Regions from separate parts of the Homo sapiens genome. Here region 2 is linked to region 1. Evidence: read pairs that join two places in POLR2A ChIA-PET (ENCODE). Cell type or tissue: GM12878. All regions are shown on one strand. Links, peaks and the distances in the headings refer to the core of each region. The heading gives the core; the rest is flanking DNA. Region 1 overlaps RNASEH1-DT (RNASEH1 divergent transcript). Region 2 overlaps COLEC11 (collectin subfamily member 11).

What was found. Peaks named below come from ENCODE experiments on the same cell type or tissue, not always from the same donor. Only the 100,000 strongest peaks of a DNase experiment are listed, where the experiment ranks them.
Region 2: POLR2A ChIA-PET joins it to region 1 with 5 read pairs; 9 of 35 experiments call an interaction of 5 or more read pairs at or near these places.

The regions. Positions count from the first base shown.
Region 1 is chr2:3,560,996-3,566,371 of GRCh38, forward strand. It overlaps RNASEH1-DT (RNASEH1 divergent transcript), which reads left to right. Exons shown (of 3, transcript NR_038429.1): 3 at 322-755. Among named protein-coding and RNA genes, the nearest start is that of RNASEH1-DT, 5.3 kb to the left of the region's middle. RefSeq lists enhancers at 1, 3,545-3,594, 3,645-3,694. In GM12878, for the core only: no CTCF peak of the experiment used is centred there; DNase peaks (open chromatin) are centred at 2,756 and 3,626; H3K4me3 peaks cover 1,889 bases; H3K27ac peaks cover 1,847 bases.
Region 2 is chr2:3,622,491-3,627,866 of GRCh38, forward strand. The region is part of intron 3 of COLEC11 (collectin subfamily member 11); the gene reads left to right. Among named protein-coding and RNA genes, the nearest start is that of COLEC11, 30 kb to the left of the region's middle. RefSeq lists enhancers at 1,914-2,133, 2,164-2,403, 5,037-5,376. In GM12878, for the core only: no CTCF peak of the experiment used is centred there; a DNase peak (open chromatin) is centred at 2,161; H3K27ac peaks cover 640 bases.

The sequences.
Region 1 (5,376 bases), core at 228-5,227:
TTAATCTCTGGCTCATAGAAATATAGGACATTTCTTATCCTGAGCAAACACTGGATCAGAAATCAGAAGATGAGTGTATATGTGGTCTCAGTCACTTAGCTCCTTTGAAACTTAATTTTCTCTACTGAAAAAAAAAAATGGGAGTGATAATTCCCACTGCAAAAGGCTTTTGTTTTGAGGATGAGATTTTAGATGAAATAATAAATGTATGCATAGCCTATTCCTGACACATGACATAAACTCAAATAAAAGTCACTATTGCCATTATCTATTATACTCTGTAAATTAGGAATAACAAAACCATTTCTGCTTATTTCTCAGGGTCCATTCAAGAATTGTGCCCACAATATACCAGGCACTTGTCCAGACCTGCATCGTCCAATGCCCACCTCGACCTCCCAAAGTGTTGGGATTAGAGGCGTGAGCCACCGCGCCCTGCCTGCATGTGGCTATTGAGATGTGCTGTATGATACACACCGGACTTTGAAGACTCAGTGTGAAAAATAAAAAGAATTTTAAGAGGGGTGGGGGTCGAGGGGAGGCAGAGCAGTAGGACAAATAGCTAATGCACGCAGGGCTTAAAACCTAGACAACAGGTTGATGGGTGCAGCAAACCACCATGACACATGTTTATCTATATAGCACCTACATGTTCTGCACTTGTATCCTGGAACTTAAAATTAGAAAAAAAAAATAATAAAAGCCAACATGGCATTCATTACTGCCAAAAAAATTAAAACACATTGTTAATTTTGTATATTGATTACAGGTTGAACTGATAATATTTTGAATATATTGGGTTAAAGAAATACATTTAAAATTAGTGGCTAGGCACAGTGGCTCATGCCTGTAACCCCAGCACTTTGGGAGGCTGAGGCGGGTGGATCACCTGAGGTCTGGAGTTCGAGATGAGCCTGGCCAACATGGTGAAACCCCATTTCTACTAAAAATACAAAAATCAGCCGGGTGTGGTGGTGAGTGCCTGTAATCCCAACTACTTGGGAGGCTGAGGCAGGAGAATCGTTTGAACCCGGGAGGTGTAGGTTACAGTGAGCCGAGATTGTCCCACTGCACTCCAGCCTGGGTGACAGAGTGAGACTCCATCTTAATAATAATAATAAAACTATTTCTTGCTGTTTTACTTTTCTAATGTGACCACCAGAAAAGTTTAGATGGCTTGTGTGACTCTCATCATTGAACGGAGCTGTTCTAAACATGGGTAAGACAACGCAGAGCTTCGGTTGCAGGACAGAGAATGAAATAATAGACCCATAAGACAGATAAGTGACTGATTGTGACTGCTAGGGTGTTTACAGCATAGGCCGGTGACAGGAACGAGGAGTGTGGGGATGAGAGCCGACGTGGGCGAGAGTGCATGCAATGCAGGGTCAGACGTTGGATTCATCTCTCAGGAGTTGAAAAAGGTGGCGTTCCTGTTCTTTATTGGCATTGCTTGTGACACGAGGATTGCCCCTCTTCCTGAAGAGGTTGGTCAGGAAAATTTTTTGTTAACTTTTATTTTAGGTTTGAGGGTCCATGTGCAGGTTTGTTTCATGAGTAAACTCATGTCATGGGGGATGGGTGTACAGATAATTTCATCACTGAGGAATAAGCCTAGTACCCGATGGGTATTTTTTCGGATCTTCTCCCTCCTCCCATCCTCCACCCTCAGGTAGGCCCCGTTGCCCACCGTTCCCCTCCTAATATCCCTGTGTTCTCGCTGTGGAGCTCCCACTTATAAGTGAGAACACGCGGTGTTTGGTTTTCTGTTTCTGCCTTAGCTTGCCTCCACCTCTATCCATAGTGCTGCAAAGGACATGATCTCGTTCCTTTTTTATGGCTTCATGGTATTCCACGATGTAAATGTACCACATTTGCTTTGTCAAGTCTACTGTGGATGGGCATTTATGTTGATTCCACATCTTTGCTATCATGAATAGTGTTGTGGTGAACATACACCTGCATGTGTCTTTATGGTAGAACGATTTAGATTCCTCTGGGTATATACCCAGTCATGGGATTGCTGGGTTGCATGGTAGTTCTGTTTTAAGTTCTTTGCAGAATCACTATGCTGCTTTCCGCAATGGTTGAACTAATTTGCACTCTCAATATTATATTGTCTATAGCTGAGAAAGCTGAAATGTAAAGATTAAGTCACTTGTCCTCAGACATGTAGACAGGAAGTGGTACAGCCAGGACTCAAACCTGCCTCCAGAGCCCGTCCTCCTAAACCTAAGTCATGGTTTTCAAAGTGTGGTCCTTGGATCAGCAGCAAAAGCACCACCTGGGCACTCATTAGACATGGAAATTCTGGGCCTCAACCCGGACCTCAGCATGGGAATCCCTGGGGGTGGAGCCCGGCGGTTTGTGTTTGGGCAGCCCCAGCTGACTCTGAGGCACCATCAGGTTGGAGGCCACAGTGGGTGATAGTCCCTGCCCTGTGGTAGCAGCCGGCCTCCCTCCTTCATTTCTGTTATTCCATCTCCTTCTTAAAACAACCCTGTGAGGCTGGCAGGGCAGATGTCGATTTTATTTAACAGATGAAGAAACTGACCCTTGAGGTTTTATGACTTACCCAAAGTCATCGCATTAGTTTTGGAACTGAAACTTCAATGGCAGATCTTCTGGCTGTTAGTCTGAGACTGGAACTAGTACCCACAAGGACTCTGGGAGCAGTAAGGTCAGAGCAGGAGCTACTGCTTCATTTCATTGCCTCTAGTGAAGGAGGAGGGGGGTTCCCAGAGCACGGCTTCTCCATGGGTCTAGCCCATGATAGCTGGGTGCTTACCCTGATGTGCTGATGAGATTCTGCCTTATCTCCTGCAAGCCATTTGTGCTGTGCTAGGATTAAACAGTACACTTTGGAACCTTAGCTGCCCACACCCTGAGAGCCAATCACGCAGAACCCACAGGAAATCTCGGGGCAGAAGTAGTTTGCCATAAATGTCCATTTTCTCATTTTTTGTTGTTGTGACGGGGTCTTGCTCTGTCGCCGAGGCTGGAGTGCATTGGCGCAATCATAGCGCACTGCAGCCTCAACCTCCTGGGCTCAAGTCATCTTTCCACCTCAACCTCCAAAATAGCTGGTATTACAGGTGTGCGCCTCCTGTATAATTAAAAAAAAAACATGTTTTGAGGCCGGGTGTGGCGGCTCATGCCTGTAATCCCAGCACTTTGGGAGGCCAAGGCGGGTGGATCATGAGGTCAAGAGATTGAGATCATCCTGGCCAACATGGTGAACCCCCGTCTCTACTAAAAATACAAAAAATTAGCCGGGCGTGGTGGCAGGCACTTTTAATCCCAGCTACTTGGGAGGGTGAGGCAGGAGAATCGCTTGAACCTGGGAGGTGTAGCTTGCAGTGAGCTGAGATCACACCACTGCACTCCAGCCTGGGCAAAAAGAGTGAAACTCTGTCTCAAAAAAAAAAATGTTTTGAGGTTACAGGGAGCTATGATCACACTACTGCACTCCAGTCTAGATAACAGAGCGAGACCCTGTCTCTGAAAAAAAAGAAAAAAAATTCTTTGTAGAGACAAGGTTTCACTATATTGCTCAGGCTGGAATCAAACTCCTGGCCTCAAGCAATCCTCCTGTATTGACCTCTCAAAGGGCTGGGATTACAGGCGGGAGCCACTGTGCTCAGCCTGCATTTCCTGATGCAACTCGTTCACATTCCATCCATTATCAACAATCCCCACAACTTCACCTCCTGCCATGGATGCCTGAGGCTGGGGAAGGGGAACTTCATTCGGGTGTGGGCGTCACCTTAGCCACAGAGAACCTAAAAGAGTGATCAAGCCTCACCTGAGGTTGGGAGTTCGAGACCAGCCTGACCAACATGGGGAAACCCCATCTCTACTAAAAATACAAAATTAGCCAGGTGTGGTGGCGTGTGCCTGTAATCCCAGCTACACGGGAGGCTGAGGCAGGAGAATCGCTTGAACCCGGGAGGCGGAGGTTGTGGTGAGCCGAGATCGCGCCGTTGCACTCCAGCCTGGGCAACGAGAGTGAAACTCCGTCTCGAAAAAAAAAAAAAAAGACTGATCAAGCCGACTGAAAGTCAGGGTGCTCTGTTATTATAACTGAGCACCGGGAATTCTAAACACTGTCAGTGATAAATACTCTTCCCAGAAAAAAAACTTTCTTGTAATTATATGTGTATAATTCCATTTTTATCCCTAATCTTTTAACAAACATGTCTTACATGGGAGTTAATCCCAAGGGCTCCCAGCTATGCACTTGGTTCCAACACGTCTTCGTTCAGCCACAAGAAGTTTATTTGGTTCAGAAGCAGAGTGCTAGCTTCAGGCACAGTTTGATCCAGCTGATGGGCACTGCAACCTCCTGCATGTAAACAGCAGGTTTGAAGTGAACCGTGGTAGCACTATGACTATAAAGACAAACGAGGAGAACTTGCTTTACTTCACTTCATTCCATGTGATCACTTGTGCTTAAAATTTGAATCAGTGAAACAGGGCGGTGGGAACCGCAAGCTGAAATATTTTTGTTATAGTGTGGATTTTAGCTCATATATTACACATTTTACTGAATTCAAATAATGTCTTTAAAATTGAAATTTAGCCAGGAGTGGTGGCTCACGCCTGTAATCCCAGCACTTTGGGAGGCCGAGGCGGGATTTCGAGACCAGCCTGGCCAATATGGTGAAAACCTGTCTCTGCTAACAATACAAAAATTAGCTGGGCGTGGTGGCACGGGCGTGTAGTCCCAGCTACTCAGGAGGCTGAGGCAGAAGAATCGCTAGAACCCGGGGAGCCGAGATTGGGCCACTGCACTCCAGCCTGGGCGACAGAATAAGACTCTGTCTCAAAAAAATATTAAATAAATAAATAAATAAAATACAATTGAAATTTATTTTTTTTGGCCAGGTACGTTGGCTCATGCTTTGGGAGGTCAACGGAGGAGGATTACTCGAGGCCAGGAGTTTGAGACCAGCCTGGGCAACATAGTGAGATCCTGTCTCTACAAAAAAATTTAAAAATTAGCCAAGCGTGCCTGTGGTCCCAACTTCTTGGGAGGCTGAGGTGGAGGATTGCTTAAGCCTGGGAGGCTAAGGCTGCAGTGAGCCGTGACTGCACTACTGTACTCCAGCCTGGGTGACAGAGTGAGATCTTGTCTCAGAAAAAAAAAAAAAAAAAAAGGAAAGAAATTTATTGTTTTTTAAAAGTGTAATTGTTGGGTTTTTTTTTTTTGAGATGGAGTTTCACTCTCGTCACCCAGGCTGGCGTGCAGTGGCGCGATCTCGGCTCACTGCAACCTCCACCTCCCGTGTTCAAGTGATTCTCCTGCCTCAGCCTCCCCAGTAGCTGGGATTACAAGCACACGCCACCACGCCCAGCTCATTTTCGTATTTTTAG
Region 2 (5,376 bases), core at 140-5,139, 61 kb after region 1:
CCAAAACTCACGTTGAAACTTGATCTTTAATGTAATAGTATTGAGAGAGTGGGCCTTTAGGAGGTGACTGGATCATGAGTTCTCTGACATTATGAATGGATTGATCCATTTATGAGTTAATAGATTAATGGGTTATTACAGGAGTGGGTTAGTTATCATGAGAGTGGGACTATTATAAAAGCCAGGTGGCCTCTCTCGTGGGCCTCCTTACTGTGTGATGCCCTGTGCTACCTCAAGACTCTGTGGAGAGTTCTCATCAGATGTGGCCTCTTGACCTTGGATTTCCCAGCCTCTAGAACTGTAAAAAAGAATTTCTTTTCTTTATAAATTACCCAGTCACAGATATTCAGTAATGGCAACAGAAAACAGACTAAGGCAAGTATATAGTTTTATCAGTTATCTCTACACTTTTAAATGTTTTCATGTTACTAATTAGCATCCTTTTGTTTCAGCTTGAAGAACTTTCCTTTACATTTCTTGTAAGGGAAGTCTAGTGGGAACTTCTTTAGCTTTTGTGTATCTGGGAGACTCTTAATGTTTCCTTTATTTTTGAAGGATGGCTTTGTGAGTACATAATCTTATTGCCAGTTTTTTTCTTTCAGTACTTTGAATATATGATCCCACTTTCTCCTGGCCTGCAAGTTTTCTGCTGAGAAGTCTGCTGATAGCCTTATGAGGGTTCTCTTGGATGTGATGAGTTTCTTTTCTCTTTCTGCTTTCAAAATTCTCTTCTCGTCTTTGATTTATGGTAGTTTGATTATAATGTATCTTGGTGAAGTTTTCTGTGGGTTGAACCTATTTGGAGACTTTAAGCTTCATGTACCTTGATGTCCACATCACTCCCAAGTTTGGAAAGTTTTTTAGGCATTAATTCTTTAAATAAGCTTTCTATTAGCTTCTCTCTATATTCTCCTAATACAACTTCCATAATGTGAATGTTAGCTTTCTTGATGGTGTCCTTTAGATCTCACAGGCTTTCTTAATTTCTTTTAATGCCTTTTTTCTTTTCTCTTCTCTGATTGAATATTTTTAAATGACCTGTCATCAAGCTCACATATTCTTTCTTTTCTTTTGTTTGATCAATTCTGCTCTTGATGCTGTCTGCTGTATTTTAAATTTTATTCATTCTGTTCTTCAGCTTTAGAGTTTCTGTTTGGTTCTTTTTTTAAAAAAAAATCTCTATCTCTTCATTGAATTCCTCATTTTTAATGTATTGTTTTTCTGATTTTGTTGAGTTGTGTGTCTATGTTCTCTTGTATCTCATTGAGCTTCCTTAAAATGATTATTTTGAGTTCTTTGTTAGGCAATTTGTAGATCTCCATTTCTTTGGGATTGGTTTACTAGAGTATTATTGTGTTCCTTTGGTAATGTCATGTTTCCTTGATACTTTATATTCCTTGAAGTCTTGCATTGCTGTTTTCTCATTTGCAAAAGCAGTCACCTCCTCTAGTCTTTATGGACTTTTTTTGGGAGAGAGATTTCTTTACAAAACAGCCTGGCTAGGGATTCTGAGGCTCTCTCAGACCATTTCTGTGGATGCACCTGCTCCACACCTTTTGCTTCTCTTGGAGAGGGGTGAATTTTTAAAGAGTATATGCCTTTTCTTGATCCCACAAAGGCAGTCTAGGTGCTACTAGCCTCTCATTAGTTTCCCCTAGGGCAGTGCTCTGAAATGCTCAAGTTCTTGTGCCTTCTCCCTCCCCATCCCACACAGTCAAGCTATCTGTCTGTGTGAGATGCTGGCACTTGCCATCTGTGGGGGTGCCTTTGGGGAGCTGGCAGAGTGTTGGGTGAAGCATGTGAGCATTTGGGTGCCCGTGGTCCAGTTGGGATGGTTCACAGGAAAGGCGTCTCCATCAGCTTGTTGGGGGGCTTCCTAATAAAATCTGCAGAGCAATTATTAGGGTCCATAGCCTTTCTTCCTAGCTCCCAGTCTCTCCCAACTTCTCCTCCATGTCAGTCACCTCAGTATTGGAGGTGAGACAAGAAAGAAGCAGACTTTTTTTGGGCAGCATCCTGCATGGCTGGGGGAGCTGGAAGCTCACTTACTACACTTTCACTTACTCCAGTGGGAAAAAACATGGGCCAAGGGGGTTTCCCTGGGCACTGAGCTGTGTTGCTCAGCTCACAGTTGCTCAGCTTACAGTTGTGGGAAACGGTCACACGGGTAAAGTGAAACTGTTCTTACCCTCATCAGTGCATCTATTCTTGGATTTTTTTCTCTAACAGTGTGCTGGAACTTCTCCACTGGACTTCCAGACTCCTACAAAGACACTTTTGTTCATGGGGAGTTGTCAACATGGAAGCTTCTTTGGGGGGACTATGGTAGAAAGCTCCTCTTCTGCCATCCTCCTAACATCACCCATGTGTGCATGTCTTGTCTTCCTAATTAGATTATACATTCCTCAAGGGTAGGGATTTGTGGATCACACTCTGCCATCCTGCGAGTAAGTGGTTCCAAGTCCCTGATATAGTAGTTATTCCTAAGTATTAGATTGATAGATTTACAGAGGGTCATTAAACATACATTGACTACCCCAGAGATATGGGGTTAAAGTCTGATAGACTCTTTTCATTTCTACCTCTTAAAGAATCTTAATCAAAGGATCCACAAACACAATGGTTTGCTGATCCAAGGCGGCAAGGATTCTCTATTAAAACCTCTGAGGAATTCCCTTCTCCCTCCCTCCTTTCTTCCTTCCTTCTCCCACTTAGAAGTGGCAGCAGGCTTTTTCAGGCTCCGAGGCCTGTCCCCACTGATGTTCAGGTGTAGGTCAGGCTTCCATGCTCAAGCAGGCCTCAGGTCCCTGCTGAGGGGTGGGCACGGATGGAGGGTGAGCCTGAGGCAGGATGTGCAGGACAGCGACTGCTGAGACAGCGTTCTTGGCTGCCTTGTGGTGGGTGGGGGGCCATGGACCCAGCCCAGGGCGGGGGTTAGGGAAGGCACTCGGGAGGCTACTCGTAATTCAGGGTTTCTGAAATCTGGAGACAGGGAGGGCTAGGAGTCCATAAAGGGATGTGGCATTTGGCATCCCAGGGAGTCAGCTTAGGGGAGGGGCGTTTAGCACTCAGGGGTCTACTCTGTGCCTCAGCTTGGACCCATGAGTTTGGAAAGTTTCTTTTCTTCTTTTTTACTTTTTTTTTTTTTTTTTTTGAGACAGAGTCTCACTCTCGCTCTGTTGTCAAGGCTGGAGTACAGTGGCATAATCTTGGCTCACTACAACCTCTGCCTCCCGGGTTCAAGTGATTCTCCTGCCTCAGCCTCCTGAGTATCTGGGATTACAGGCGCCCACCACCACGCCCGGCTAATTTTTGTATTTTTAGTGGAGACGGGGTTTCACCACATTGGCCACACTGGTCTTGAACTCCTGACCTCAAGAGATCCGCCTACCTTGGCCTCCCAAAGTGCCGGGATTATAGGCATGAGCCGCCATACCTGGCAGACTTTGCAAAGTTATTTAACATCTCTATTATCTGAGTTGTCAGGCAGGGATAGTCATAACATTGTATTTACTTTTTCCAGCAGTCACAGCCAGTCGTGACAGCTTCTGACATCTCCAAAAGGAAGTGCACCTCGTCCTTTGTAGAAATGGGATCACAGGGTAATGGATCTGGAAATCCCACCTTCACACTTAAGTTGGACCCTGAGATGCAGAGAATAGGCAACCACTCTTCCCATGGCCACATGGCTTGGACAGAACTGGAGCAGAAGCCCCATTTCTAGATGGACGTGGTTTGCTGGGAGGGAGGAATATTGTTAGGCACAATGCGGTCCCAGCCTCAGCTGAGCAGTGCAGAGACCACAGACGTGGAACCAGACAGTCCTGGGCTCGCTGGGCCTGTCTGTATCGTGGCTCCACCACCTGTCAGTTATGTCAGCTTCTGGAATCAGCTTCGTCTTCCCAAGCCCCCTTTTTCTGTACCTGTAAAATGGGGGGTGGGGGGTGGGGATCTACCTCCCATGACTCCCAGAAGGGTTAAATGGAAGGATAGACGCACAATGTCTTGGATGCGGCAGTTGCCTGGTGCCTGGTGGCCTGGTGGTTGCTGTTATTATTCTCCGTTTGCACAGAAGAAAGTCTGAGCCCTGGTGCTTTTGTTCATGGGAACTCACTAGGGAATGAGCATGACTTCCGGCCTCTGCAATAACCAACTGACATTCTTTCTGATAATCGTGGCTGTTTCCGTCAGCTGTAAGTGCTCTGTTCTGGATAATGTTTATTCTCAAGGACATTAGGTCAAAGAGAGAATGGAATATGTTTACAAGGACATTAGGTCAAAGAGAGAATGGAATAAACTTAGGACTTTTTATACACAACCTGGGATGAATCTCCTCCCTGAGACCTAGGACACCCTGGGCGCTCTGCCTGTGTGGTAGGCGGTGCCCGGGCCCCAGGGGGCGCAGATGGGCTGGGAACCAGGACCTCAGCCGCCACCACCCTCCACACCCTCCCTGGAGTCTCACTTTCCAGTGGGACACAGCCCTGCCAACTCCCCTGGCCCACTGGCTCTTCTGCCCGTGGGCTTGCTAGCTGGGTGCTAGTGGATAGCTTTCTAGCTCGTTGCAGCGGGGGCACAGTGGCAGTTCCCTGATGACCGGTCACGAACATCTGTGGCTTCCATGGCATTATGCTGTGGAGACTCACCTGGAGAAAAACAGTGACCTCTGCGGGAACTTGGGGGCCAAGACTTCCTGGTTTCTAGGGTCCTGGGAACCACTGCAGTCCTGGGCAAACTGGGGGCTGCAACTCAACTTCGCCTGGGCATGATGACGCTGGTCACGATGCTGTGCATGACGACACTGGGCACGATGATGGGGGGCATGATGACGGGGGGCATGACGATGGGGTGGATCTGGGCATGATGATGCTGGGCAAGATGATGGCATGGTGATGCTGGGCACAACGCTGGGCACGACGATGGGCACAACGATGAGCATGATGGGGTGGATCTGGGCACAATGACACTGGGCATGATGATGGAGGGCACGATGAGCACGACGATGGGGTGGATCTGGGCATAATAACGGTAGATCGGGGCATGATGATGCTGGGCATGACACTGGGCATGATGACGGTCTGCATCTGGGCATGATGGCTCTGGGCACAACGATGCTGGGCATGAAGATGGGACACGATGATGGGGTGGATCTGGGCATAATGACTCTGGGCACGATGACGCTGAGCACAGTGACGCTGGGCACGATGACGGTGGATCTAGGTATGACGATGCTGGGCATGATGATGGTAGATCTAGGTATGACGATGCTGGGCATGACAACAGCGTGAATCTGGGCACGACGATGCTGGGCACAATGCTGCACACGATGATGCTGGGCATAACACTGGGCGTGATGACAAAGTGGGTCTCAGCACC